Linked DNA regions of Homo sapiens: region 1 is linked to region 2. A link is a contact called in ENCODE POLR2A ChIA-PET data. All regions are on one chromosome and are shown on one strand. The core of a region is the stretch at or near the end of the contact, and the rest is flanking DNA. Distances in the headings are between cores, read along the strand shown. Region 1 overlaps MFSD11 (major facilitator superfamily domain containing 11). Region 2 has its middle 3.2 kb from the start of RHBDF2.

Evidence for each region. ChIA-PET counts read pairs that join two places held with the same protein, here RNA polymerase II (POLR2A).
Region 1: POLR2A ChIA-PET joins it to region 2 with 14 read pairs in CD8-positive, alpha-beta memory T cell. The contact joins two enhancer-like sites. POLR2A ChIA-PET finds 5 or more read pairs at or near these places in 2 of 52 experiments (CD8-positive, alpha-beta memory T cell and HEK293).

What each region holds. Positions count from the first base shown.
Region 1 is chr17:76,768,288-76,774,517 of GRCh38, reverse strand. MFSD11 (major facilitator superfamily domain containing 11) reads right to left here. Exons shown (of 13, transcript NM_001242532.5): 10 at 4,647-4,772. Among named protein-coding and RNA genes, the nearest start is that of LINC02080, 28 kb to the left of the region's middle. Within about 2 kb of position 1,522, at least 9 of the 41 ENCODE cell types and tissues checked have a DNase peak (open chromatin) inside an H3K27ac peak, as active enhancers do.
Region 2 is chr17:76,501,511-76,507,793 of GRCh38, reverse strand. No RefSeq gene overlaps it. Among named protein-coding and RNA genes, the nearest start is that of RHBDF2, 3.2 kb to the right of the region's middle. RefSeq lists an enhancer at 5,954-6,093 and a silencer at 6,144-6,283. Within about 2 kb of position 1,278, at least 2 of the 41 ENCODE cell types and tissues checked have a DNase peak (open chromatin) inside an H3K27ac peak, as active enhancers do.

The DNA.
Region 1 (6,230 bases), core at 273-2,772, 270 kb before region 2:
GAGAGGAGAATCCTCAAGAGTGAGAAGAGGAGAACTCTGTAACTGAAAGGAAGAAGACCTTTATAATTTTTAAGTGATTTCTACCCCAGAAATCGATACCAGCAAACCTATATATCAAAAGTGAAGGATGGCTGGGTGCAGGGTCTCATGCCTGTAATCCCAGCACTTTGGGAGGCCAAGGTGGGAGAATTGCTTGAGGCCAGGAGTTCCAAACCAGCCTCAGCAACATAGCAAGACGCTGTCTTTTTTAAAAAAAGAAAGAAAAAATTGTATATATATTTTTTAAAAAGTGGGCCAGGTACAGTGGCTTACACCTGTAATCCCAGCCCTTTGGGAGGCCAAGGCGGGCAGATCACCCGAGGTCAGGAGTTCGAGACCAGCCTGGCCAACATGGTGAAACCCTGTCTCTAGTAAAAATACAAAAATTAGCCAGGTGTGGTGGCACATGCCTGTAGTCCCAGCTACTTAAGAGGCAGAGGCAGGAGAATCACTTGAACCCAGGGGGCAGATGTTGCAGTGAACCAAGATCATGTCATTGCACTCCAGCACGGGTGACAGAGCAAGACTCTGTCTCAAAAAAATAAAAAAATAATTTAAAAAAATTTAGAAAGTTGCTGGGCATGGTGGCTCACGCCTGTAATCCCAGCACTTTGGGAGGTCAAGGTGGGCAGATCACGAGGTCAAGAGATCAAGACCATCCTGACCAACATGGTGAAACCCTGTCTCTACTAAAAATACAAAAATTAGCTGGGCGTGGTGGCGTGCGCCTGTAGTCCCAGCTACTCAGGAGGCTGAAGCAGGAGAATCGCTTGAACCCAGGAGGTGGAGGTTGCAATGAGCCAAGATTGCGCCACTGCACTCCGCCTGGCAACTGAGCGAGACTCCGTCTGGAAAAAAAAAATTTAAAAAGTGAAGGTTAACAGTAAAAACAAAACAAAACAAAAAAACCCTGCCTAGAAAATGGGCAAAAGATATGCACATACACGTCACCAAAGAAGATATAAAGAGGGTAAATACACACATGAAAAGATGCTCAACATCATTACCCATTAAAGACAAAGTAAAACCACAATGAAACATGACTACACATCTATCACAATCGCTAACATCAAAAACAGTGATAACACCAAGTGCTGGCAAGGATTCAGAAAAACGGAATCACTCACACATTGCTGGTACAGCCACTCTGGAAAATATCTGGCAGTTCCTCTCAAGAGTAGGCAGCAGAGGGAGAAAGAACCCAGGCGGAGGCCAGCAGCCCCCATGGATTGAAGAGACGGGGATGTGACTCTAGGGATATCAGGGTGACCAGAGTTCACAGACAACGGTATCAGAAAGGAAAGCTACACAGAAAAACAATTCCAGAGAGCTGCAGACAGTCCCCCTGAGTCTTCAGCTGAGGACTGATCAGTACATAAAGTGAGCAAATTAGCAGAAGTCTGGGAAAGAACCAGCCAAGAGGATTAGTGGTATTAGGGCCCCGCCCTCAGCTGGGTATAGTGTCTGGTCCCACCAGCCACTTAAAAGCTTATGATTCACAGGAACTGGGTGGAGCACACAGAAGGGTCTTCCCTTAGAAGCAGGAAATAATTAGCCCTAGACTGAGTAATGCTCCAGTCCTGCCCAACAAATCTTAAAAGGTATGCTGTTTTCAATTAAATGAACTACATCTAAGAACAAAGCTCAAAAATACTGACAGGAGGGCCAGGTGCAGTGGCTCATGCCTGTAATTCCAGCACTTTGGGAGGCCGAGGTGGGTGGATCAAGAGGTCAGGAGATTGAGACCAGCCTGGCCAACATGGTGAAACCCCATCTCTACTAAAAATACAAAAATTAGCCAGGCGTGGTAGCGGTTGCCTGTAGTCCCAGCTACTTGGGAGGCTGAGGCAGAAGAATTGCTTGAATCCCAGCAGCGAAGGTTGCAGTGAGCCAAGATCGAGCCACTGCACCCCAGCCTGGGCAACAGAGCAAGACTCTGTCCTTAAAAAAAAAAAAAAAAAAAAGTTACTAAGGTAGAGCGTTAACAATAGATGAATCCTGTTAAAGGATATTCAGATGTTCATTGTACTATTTTTATTTTTGCAATTTCTTTTTTTGTTTTGGTTTTTTGGTTTTTTTGAGACAGAATCTTGCTCTGTGGCCCAGGCTGGAGTGCAGTGGTGTGATCTGGATTCACTGCAACCTCCCACTTCAGCCTCCCAAGTAGCTGGGACGACAGGCATACGCCACTACACCTGGCTAATTTTTTTGTACTTTTTTTGTAGAGATGGGGTTTTGCCATGTTGCCCAGGCTGGTCTCAAACTCCTGAACTCAAGCGATCTGCCCACCTCAGCTCCCCAAAGTGCTAGAATTATAGGCGTGAGCACTGTGCCTGGCCTATTTTCGCAATTTCTTATCAATTTGAAATTATTTTTTTCAAAAAAGCAGGTTGCCTACAGAAAGTGAGTTTCTTCCCAGGTAGTCTACAGGCAGACACTAAACAAGCACTTACCAGAGAAGACAACCCTGCACTGACTCACCATGGCTAAGCTTCGCCCGCCATTTACATACCCATAACTCCCAACATCAACCTCCAGCCCACGAGTCCCTCCTGAGCATCAGCCTGCATTTCCCACTGGACACTTCTCTACTTGGGTGCCTCTCTGGTACTTAGAGGTGTTCAAAATCCCATTCAGCAGATTTCCTCAAACCCCATCTCCTACAGCATTCTCTCTGCCCAGGTTACTCTGATCAACCTGGTCATCATTCTAGACATCTCTCCTCACACCACCACGCAACTGGTTACTAAGTTCTGCTGAAACCATGTTCTCATTATTCATTCAACACATTTAACTCATTTATTGGATGCCCAATATAGACCTTGTCCTGCTCCAGGTGTTGGCAATAAGGCAGGGGCCAAAAAGCAAAAACAAACAAACCCTCCAAAGTCCGCTTTACCCATGGTGCTTACCACTGCCTGACATACAAAGATTTCTGTTTTTATTGTCTGTATTCTTCCTCAAGAATATAAGCTCTATATGGGCAGGTATTTTTGTCTATTTTGTTGACATGACAGATTACAATAAACCTTTGTTGAAGTTCCTCATATCTAACACAATATTCAATATACTGCAAGTGCTGAACAAATCTTTGTTGAACAAAGAATAACTCGTGGAGCATAATAAAAATACATATTTGGTCTTTGCTGCTAGTTCTTGGCACAGAAATCCTAAAAGGCCTGGAATTTCCTCAGTGATACGAGGGACATTAGTTATTCAGAAAGAGCCACTTTCAACCATACTGAAGTTTACGCTAAGGGGGCAACCCTTGGGGAGAGAGGGGTTGGCCTAGGATAGAGCTTCAGGATGAGGCTGGTTCCCAGAAAGACCAAGCCCTGAGGGCTAGAACTTCCAGGCCCCTTTCACTCCCACTTCAGGGAGGGAAGGCTGGAGATTAAATCAATCACCAATGGCCAATGATTGTTTTTTTGTTGTTGTTAGAGACAGGGTCTCCTTATGTTGTCCAGGCTGATCTCGAACTCCTGGGCTCAAGTGATCCTCCCACCTCGGCCTCCCAAAGTGAATGAGCCACTGCACCCGGCCATGTGGCCAATGATTTAATCAAGCATGCCTATGTAACAGGATCTCCATAAATCCCCCTAAACAGGGTTGGAGGAGCTTCTGGAGTGGTGAGCCCAAAATCCATGGAGACAGAGGCTCCTGCACTTAGGGACCCTTTCAGACCCCACCCTTTGCACCTCCTCATCAGGCTGCTCATCTGTATCCTTTATAATAAACTCTAATAGTCAGGAGAGCATTTTCCTGAGTTCTGTGAGTTGCTCTAGCAAATTATCAAACATGAAGGGGGAAGAGGGCTATGGGAACCTCCAAATTTGTACCCAAGTCAGAGAGGTGTGCCTGAGAGGCCTATGGACCCAGACTGTCTGTCTGTAGGACTGAACCCTTAAACCTGTGGAATCTGACACTAACTTTGGAGAGTTAAGTGTTAGAACAGGATTGAGCTGTTGGACACCCAGTTGGTGACAGGGAATCAGAGAACCAGAGTCAGGAATTCCAAGACTTTCTAAATATTTTAGGAGGAAAAGTCGGGAGACATTGTATGTTTTCTTACACAGGGTTTCCATCTGTGAATTATTTTGCAAATGTTTTATAATTTAGTTATATTAGAATAGCAATAATAGGCCGGGCATGGTGGCTCACACCTGTAATCCCAGCACTTTGGGAGGCCGAGGTGGGCGGATCATGAGGTCAGGAGATCGAGACCATCCTGGCTAATGCGGTGAAACCCCGTCTCTACTAAAAATACAAAAAAATTAGCCGGGCATAGTGGCGGGCGCCTGTAGTCCCAGCTACTCGGGAGGCTGAGGCAGAAGAATGGCGTGAACCCGGGAGGCGGAGCTTGCAGTGAGCTGAGATCGCACCACTGCACTCCAACTCTAGCCTCGGCGACAGAGCGAGACTCTGTCTGGAAAAAAAAAAAAAAAAAGAAAAAGAATAGCAATAATAGAAAAATAAAAACACACGTTTGGGTAAAAATAAGTAGAAAAAACAGAAATTCAAGGACAAAGGTGAAGCACACTTAAAATTTCTATTTTACCTATAATAAACTGATATTTTTAATGCAAACGCTTTTTTTTAAAACCAACCTAAAATTTCTCCAATGCCGATGAAAATGCCAGAAAGTCCAATAAGGCTTTTCTCTTCTGCTCCAAATTTATTTGTAGCACCAATACAGGTTCCATATACACCAGAGAAGAAAGTTAATTCCAGACCTTTAGTTAAAGAAAAAAAACAGATGTCATTTATATATTCACATTTTTGTTTATCTTCCCATCTAGTAGTATCTGACGAAAGAATACTTGCGTAGTAAAACACATAAAACTCACAGAGACTGAAATATTAATCCCCAAGCAGAGCATAATGTGATGTAACTGATGAAATGGAATTAGCTTCATGCTATGGACTAAATGTTTGTGTCCTCCCCAGATTCACATATTGAAACTCAAATTCCCCAAAACATGATGGTATTTGGAGATGGGGCCTTTTGGAGGCAATTAGGCCATGAGGGTGGAGCCCTCTCGATGTGATTAGTGCCCTTATAAATAGAGACAACAAAAAGCTTGCTTCCTGTCTGCTCTCTGCCATGGGAGGACACAGCAAGAAGGCAGCTGTCTACAACCAGGAACAGCCCACACCACAAGCTGCGCATGGTGGCATCCTGCTCTCAGACTTCCCAGCCTCCAGAACTGTGAGAAATAAGTGTCTGTTGTTTAAGCCACACAGTCTATGGAAATTTGTTATAGCAGCTAAAATTAAGATACCACAAGACGGCATCTGCCATATATTTCAGGTAAAAGTATACAACTCAAATGAACAGATATCCTTATGTTAAAACCTATCACTCTCCATGCAGGCGGAGATGGGCAGAGGTGATAATTAACATAACTTTGTAACAGTGAAGACTAACATGCTCATTAACCTTGTTAGTAGCTTTCCAAAGAAACAGGAACATTCTTTTTTTTTTTTTTTTTTGAGAGAGAGTCTTGCTCTGTTGCCCAGGCTGGAGTGCAGTGGCGCTATCTCAACTCACTGCAACCTCTGCCTCCCAGGTTCAAGCAATTCTCCTTGCCTCAGCCTCCCAAGTAGCTGGGATTACAGGCATGCACCACCACACCCGGGTAATTTATGTATTTTTAGTAGAGACGGGGTTTCACCATTTTGGCCAGGCTGGTCTCGAACTCCTGACCCCAGGTGATCCACCCACCTCGGCCTCCCAAAGTGCTGGGATTACAGACATGAGCCACTGTGCCCAGCCCCTATTCAATTATATTCTTACTGTAATGGAAAGCCAATACATACTATACAATGTGTCTTAAAAGCACCATAATGTTTTAATTAAACCCCTTTTTCTAGGAAAAGAAAATTCCAAAGATTAAAAAATTAGAGTAAATCAGTAGGGGACCTTGATTCCCTAATGCTACAAAACCTTAACTGTGAATTTTAAAGATGTTTAATGTTTATTCTATTTCACCTAAAAATATGTTGTATCTATGAGGCACATAAGGGAAAAGATTAACTAGCAAATTACAGCATTTTTTAAAAGAAAACAAATTTCTTTATCATTCTTGACTTAAGGGTACCCCGCCTGCTATCATACCACATTATGACATGCTTCTATTTCATTAGAAATGACTTTTTTTTTTTTTTTTTTTGAGACGGAGGTCTTTACT
Region 2 (6,283 bases), core at 29-2,528:
TGCTGTGGAGCAGGGGCAGAGAGGACCTATGATCAAGAAGTTAAAACTGTCAGACGCAGTGGCTCACACCTGTAATCCCAGCACTTTGGGAGGCCAAGGCAGATGGATCACTTGAGCCTAATAGTTCAAGACCAGCCTGGGCAACATAGCAAAACCCCATCTCTACAAAAATATAAAAATTAGACGGGTTTTATTTTTTTGTAGAGATGGCATCTGGCCACGTTGCCCAGGCTGAGCTCAAACTCCTGGACTCAAGTGATCCTCCCGCCTCAGCCTCCCAAAATGCTGGGATTATAGATGTGGGCCACCTTGCCCAGCTGTTTGGCTTTTAACTTTGTCTACAGTGCCTTTTGTGGCACGGAAATTGGTGGCATTTATGTCAATCTGTCAATCTTCTGGTTTATGGCTTCTGGATGGCATGTCTTTCTAGGGTGGCCTCAGTATTCCAAAGTTAAGTAACTTGCTTAATCTCACAAGCTAATTAGTGATGAGCTGGGTGTACCTGAACATTTGCATGCCCCCGAGGCCAGCGCCCTTCCCCCGGGCCTCACTCTCCTCCCAGGGTGACTGAGGCCTCCAAGGTTGGGGAGGGAAGATACAGCAGTGATGGGCGCCTGAAAAATGAGCACAGCTGGGCTGAGCAGGTGACAGGGGCTCTGGAATAGCTTTCAAAGTCCATTCCCAAGGGCTAATGGGAATGACCGAGCCCTGGCTGAGACTAGGATGACCCAGTGGAGGGCTGACAGTGGGGTGAGAACACTGGTGAGGAGCAGCCTGCTGGGAGGGAGGTGGAGATGGATTTCAAGGGCACCATGGGGGAAGGAATAGCACCAGGAGGAGATAGCTGAAAAGTATCTCTGGGCCTAAGGAGTCTGACCACATCCGCCTCCTCCCCAGCACCCAGGAATGCCAGGCACCCTGGCTTCTCCCCTGGTGGCAGGCAGCTCCCAAGGTGCCTAAGGGTCTGGTGGCCCATGAACCCTTGGAGAGAGGTCACTCACTGGTGCCCTCCCCGGCATGTCGTAAAGGCAGGCAGGGTGGCAAGGAGAGGCGTTACAGAGGCTTTGGCATCTTGCTAACCACTGACGAGTCCTGTTGAGAGCGAGCCTGTGCCTCTGTGCCCTTAACCTTCAGGCTGGACTGCCAGGGTATCTGGTGAGAAAGCAGGTGGCGGGGAGCACTAAGACTGCGGCTTCCCCGGGTTCCCCTGACCACGTGGATTCCTTGGCGCGGTACCTCTTCTCGCCACCAGATGGCGATCCCGCATCATCAATCTCTGCGGCCAGGCGGGCAAGATCCTGTGGTTCCTTTCTCTGGGGCTCCCACCTGGGCCCACTCCCGCTGCCGACTCTCCCTGCTGGAGGCCTGGGGGTAAGGGGAGGTAAATCCAGAGCATATATGGAGAGGAAGTCTGGGGGCTTGTGTCAGCTAAATTCCGAAGAGAGGGGATGCCCTTCTCATCCCTCCCTCTACTCTGCTCCCCCAGCCACTCCCCTGCTCCCTCTCACCTGGCCTCCCCACCTTTGCCCAAACCCATCTGTCCTGAGCACAGCCAGAATGGCCCTTCCAAAAGATGGGAATGGTCCACCGGAATGGCTGGAAAGAGTATGGGTGTGGGGCCCAGCACCCAGCCCTGCTCTCTCTCACCACCTGTGCGTTCTTGGGCACAGTCCTACACTTCTCTGAACCTTGACAAGGAAGTCAGCATCCAGCATCCTCTCATTCAAAAGATTCACTGTTCCTTTTTTTTTTTTTTTTTTTTTTTTTGAGATGGAGTCTCACTCTGTCGCCCAGGGTGGAGTGCAGAGGCGCGATCTCAGCTCACTGCAGCCTCCACCTCCCAGGTTCAAGCGATTCTCCTGCCTCAGCCTCCCAAGTAGCTGGGATTACAGGCATGTGCGATCATGCCTGGCTAATTTTTGTATTTTTAGTAGAGATGGGGGTTCCATCATGTTGTCCAGGTGGGTCTCGAATTCCTGACCTCAAGTGATCCACCACCGGCTTGGCCTCCGAAAGTGCTGGGATTACAGGTGTGAGCCACCACACCCGGCCGCTCACGTTCTAAAAATGAAAAAAGCTAAACATAGACCCCTAATATTTTACTCCCGTGGACAAATACCAGGGCGTCCTTCAAAGGTGTGTTGTCGGAGCTTTTCTGAGTTTGCTAACTAATGGCTTCAAGACCCTCTGCCCTTTTCTTCCGAGGATCACAAAGTGAGTCTTGAGGGGGTCTCAGGGTGTGCAGTTCCCAGGGTGGGTCCCTCTCTGGGGCATGTTCTCCTGCCTTCCTCTAAGGCAGTACTCACTGAGGACCAACGCTTCTCAATGTCAAACTCTGTCGCTGGTCTTAATTCCACAGCAGCCTCAGTGTCCTCATCTGTAAAGCCTGACCTGCCTATCTGCAGAATTGTTGTCAAGATTTAAAAAATAAAATAGGCTGGGCGCAGTGGCTCATGCCTGTAAACCCAGCACTGTGGGAGGCCGAGGCGGGAAGATCGCTTGAGTCCAGGAGTTCAAGACCAGCCTGGGCAACATAGTGAGACCTCCATCTCTACAAACAATAAAGCAAAATTAGCTGAGTGTGGTGGCCTGTAGTCCCAGCTACTCAGGAGGTTGAGGTGGGAGGATCACTTGAGCCCAGGAGGTTGAGGCTACAGTGATTCCCATTGTACCACTGCACTCCAGCCTGGATGACAGAGCAAGATAACGGCCTCAAAAAATAATAATAGGCCGGGCACAGTGGCTCACACCTGTAATCCCAGTGCTTTGGGAGGCTGAAGTGGGCAGATCACGAGGTCAGGAGATCGAGACCATCCTGGCCAATATGGTGAAACCCCATCTCTACTAAAAATACAAAAAAAAAGGCCAGGCACAGTGGCTCATACTTGTAATCCCAGCACTTTGGGAGACAGAGGCAGGAGGATCACCTGAGGTTGGGAGTTCGAGACCAGCCTGACCAACATGGAGAAACCCCATCTCTACTAAAAATATACAAAATTAGCCAGGTGTGGTGGTGCATGCCTGTAATCCCAGCTACTTGGGAGGCTGAGGCAGGAGAATCGCTTGAACCCGAGAGGTGGAGGTTGTGGTGAGCCGAGATTGCGCCATTGCACTCCAGCCTGGGCAACAAGAGAGAAACTCTGTCTCAAAAAAAAAAAATTAGTTGGATGTGGTGGCGCATGCCTGTAATCCCAGCTGCTCGGGAAACTGAGACACGAGAATCACTTGAACCCAGAAGGCCGAGGTTGCAGTGAGTGGAGATTGCGCCACTGCACTCCAGCCTGGCGACAGAGCGAGACTGCGGTTCAAAAATAAATAAATAATAATAATAAATGAAATAGTGTCTGTGAAAGCATGTTTTAAAGGAGGGGACACAAGCAGAAAATATGAGGGTGCAATTTCCTAGTTGAAGAATGCCTCATGGGCTCCCCCTTGCTTACAGAAGAAAGTAAAAACCCTTATCCAGACACACAGCAGCCTCCACCCTGAGCCCCCGCTGCCTCCCCAGGCTTCTCCTGTCCTCCTCCTCACACAGCCTGCGATGTAGCCAAGCCATAGCACCAGAAGCTTCCCCACCACAGCCAGTTTCCCGGCTGTGTCTTCGTTCTTGTTCTTCCCACTAGAAATCCCTTTCCTTATCCCAATCTGTGAAGATCTTCCCTACACCTGTAGGTCCATAAAAATAAAAAAGCTTAGACGGTGTTTTTCACTTATTCTTTCTTTTTCTTTTCCTTTTTTTTTTTTTTTTTTTTTTGAGACAGAGTTTCCCTCTTATTGCTTAGGCTGGAGTGCAATGGTGCAATCTCAGCTCACTGCAACCTCTGCCTCCCGGGTTCAAGCGATTCTCCTGCCTCAGCCTCCCGAGTAGCTGGGATTACAGGCATGTGCCACCACGCCTGGCTAATTTTGTATTTTTAGTAGAGATGGGGTTTCTCCATGTTGGCCAGGCTGGTCTCGAACTCCCGACCTCAGGTGATCTGCCCGCCTCGGCCTCCCAAAATGCTGGTATTACAGGAGTGAGCCACTGCGCCCGGCCAACAGTGTTTTTCTTTAAGTTATAAAAGTAAAATATGTAAAGTGTAATCCCACCGATTTTGGAGGCCAAAGCAGGATCACTTGAATCCAGGAGTTTGAGGCCAGCCTGAGCGACGTAGTGAGGCCCCCCCCCACCGCCCACCACCATCTCTACAAAAAAAAAATTTAGTTAGCCAGAAAGGATGGCGTGCACCTATAGTCCCAGCTACTCAGGAGGCTGAAGTGGGAGGATCACTTGAGCCCCAGAGGTCGAGGCTGCAATAAGCCATGAGTATACTGTACTCCAGCCTGGGTGACACCAAAACCTTGTCTCAAAACAAAAACAAAGAGTTTAGACAGTGTTTCTCTTTAAGTTATGTAAGTAATATATGCACATGATACAAAATGAAAAGCAAGTGACTCTCTCCCCCTAAACCCCTGCAGGGTTACTCCACAGATATCCTTCCAGAAAGTTTGTATGGATCTACCAACATATATATGTCTGTTCTATTTAAATTTAGGTAAATAGGATTATACTAAACATGCAGCTTGCTTTTTTTTTTTTAACTTACTATAAGTTGGAGATAATTCCTTTCTCAGTACATGGATAGCTGCCTCGTTGCTTTTAACAGCTGTGTGACATTATCACAAGTTATACCCCTGGCCTATTTAACATTCTTCCCTCTCTGGCCTCACAGGTGCGTGTTGCTGCAGCCAAGGCTGTAATCAGCCTCCCTGCACCTATGTGGCCGGGCAGCACGCCATGTTTGCATGGGACAAATCCCTGACACCAGCTTAAGCACCACCATGAATCCCTCCCCTCCTGGGGACTCCTGCAGAGCTTCCAGTAGAGCTCCAGGAGAGAGAACCCAGCTCAGGCATTTGCAGCAGTGTTTGTTAGAGTCTAAAGTCAGATCATGACCGAGTTTAAACCCCAGCTGCTCCCCTCACATCTCCCTCTGCCTCAGTTTTCTCATCCCTAAAATGGGGATGATCATAATGGTACCCACTTCATAGACCTGTACTGCGGATTATACAGACTAAAGCACTTTGGAATGGCTAGCTGCTCTCACCCTTCCTGTTACAGTATTGAGTTCCAACGTCTCCCTGTAGAATGCTGGCACTTCGTGGGCAGGCCCTGGTTTTGTTCCTCTCTGCACATAACCCCAGGATGTGCTGGTTGCACAATAAATGGTCCCTTACATTTGTTACTAGGAGCAACCCCCACCCCAGCTTTGGCCCACTCCCCCTCCTTCCAGCCTGTGCCCTCCTCATGGCCCCAGAGCTGGGGAGGAGAGATGCATCTCTCAGGATAATCTCCAGCAGCCAGGTGCTCCCCACCTCCACCCAGGTCAGCAATAAACACCAGAGTCCTTGGGTTGGGGGGCAGGGTGGCTCAGGAGCTCTCTAAGGGCCAGAGGTTTTGCCTTGGCCCTGACAACCCCACCCCCACCCCTCCAAGCCTGAGTCTCTTCAAACTCTGCTCCTCCTGGCCTAGCCAGGCCTCCTGGAGAGGGACGGCGAGATGATAAGCGCTGGGGCTGAGAACGGGGCATCCAGACCTTGGAGTTCGGTCCTAGCTGCCCTGGCCAAGGTTTTGTTTGTCTAGTCCCAAGAGGCAGGCCCTTGGAGTCCAGGGAAGAGAGAAGGAACCACCTGGGCAGACAGACCCAAGCCAAGGGGCCAGGTGTCGCCAGCGTCCCCAATCTCCAGTCTGGCTCTGGCCCGCATGGCAGCTGGAAGGGCCAGAGCTGGGTGGGTTCTGTCAATGCTTCTACGGGGTGTGTAGGGGGTTGGCAGGAGTCACAAATGTTGGCCTTAGCTGCAGGGCAAATGCAGATAGGACCTCCACGGAGTGCCTGTTCCCAACCCAAGGGCACAGCAGAGCTAGGAGAGAGGCCTCAGGGTCCAGGAGGGAGAGGAGGTGTTCAGGCCCAGCTTCCCGGAGAGAGTGTGACTACAGACTAAAAGGGTCAAGGGAACAGGCCCACTTGGCCTGAGGATGAGGGCGCTGGAAGAAGGGGATGGGAGATTGGGTGCTTTTTCTTGATGGGGAGGGGCGACTTGAAGACGGCAATCAAGACCTAGATGACGTGTTTGGTCTGGGGTGGAGTGAGGACGCCAAGAGGGAAAGGACGGCGCCCTGAAGAGACCAGCTCAGGCGAAAACAGGGCTCTGCCCAGGCGGGGACCCAGCTGGGTGGAGGGCGGAGGCAGGAACCCAGGAAGCCGACTGAGCAAAGACTGCGTCCAGGCCCCGCCCCCATGAG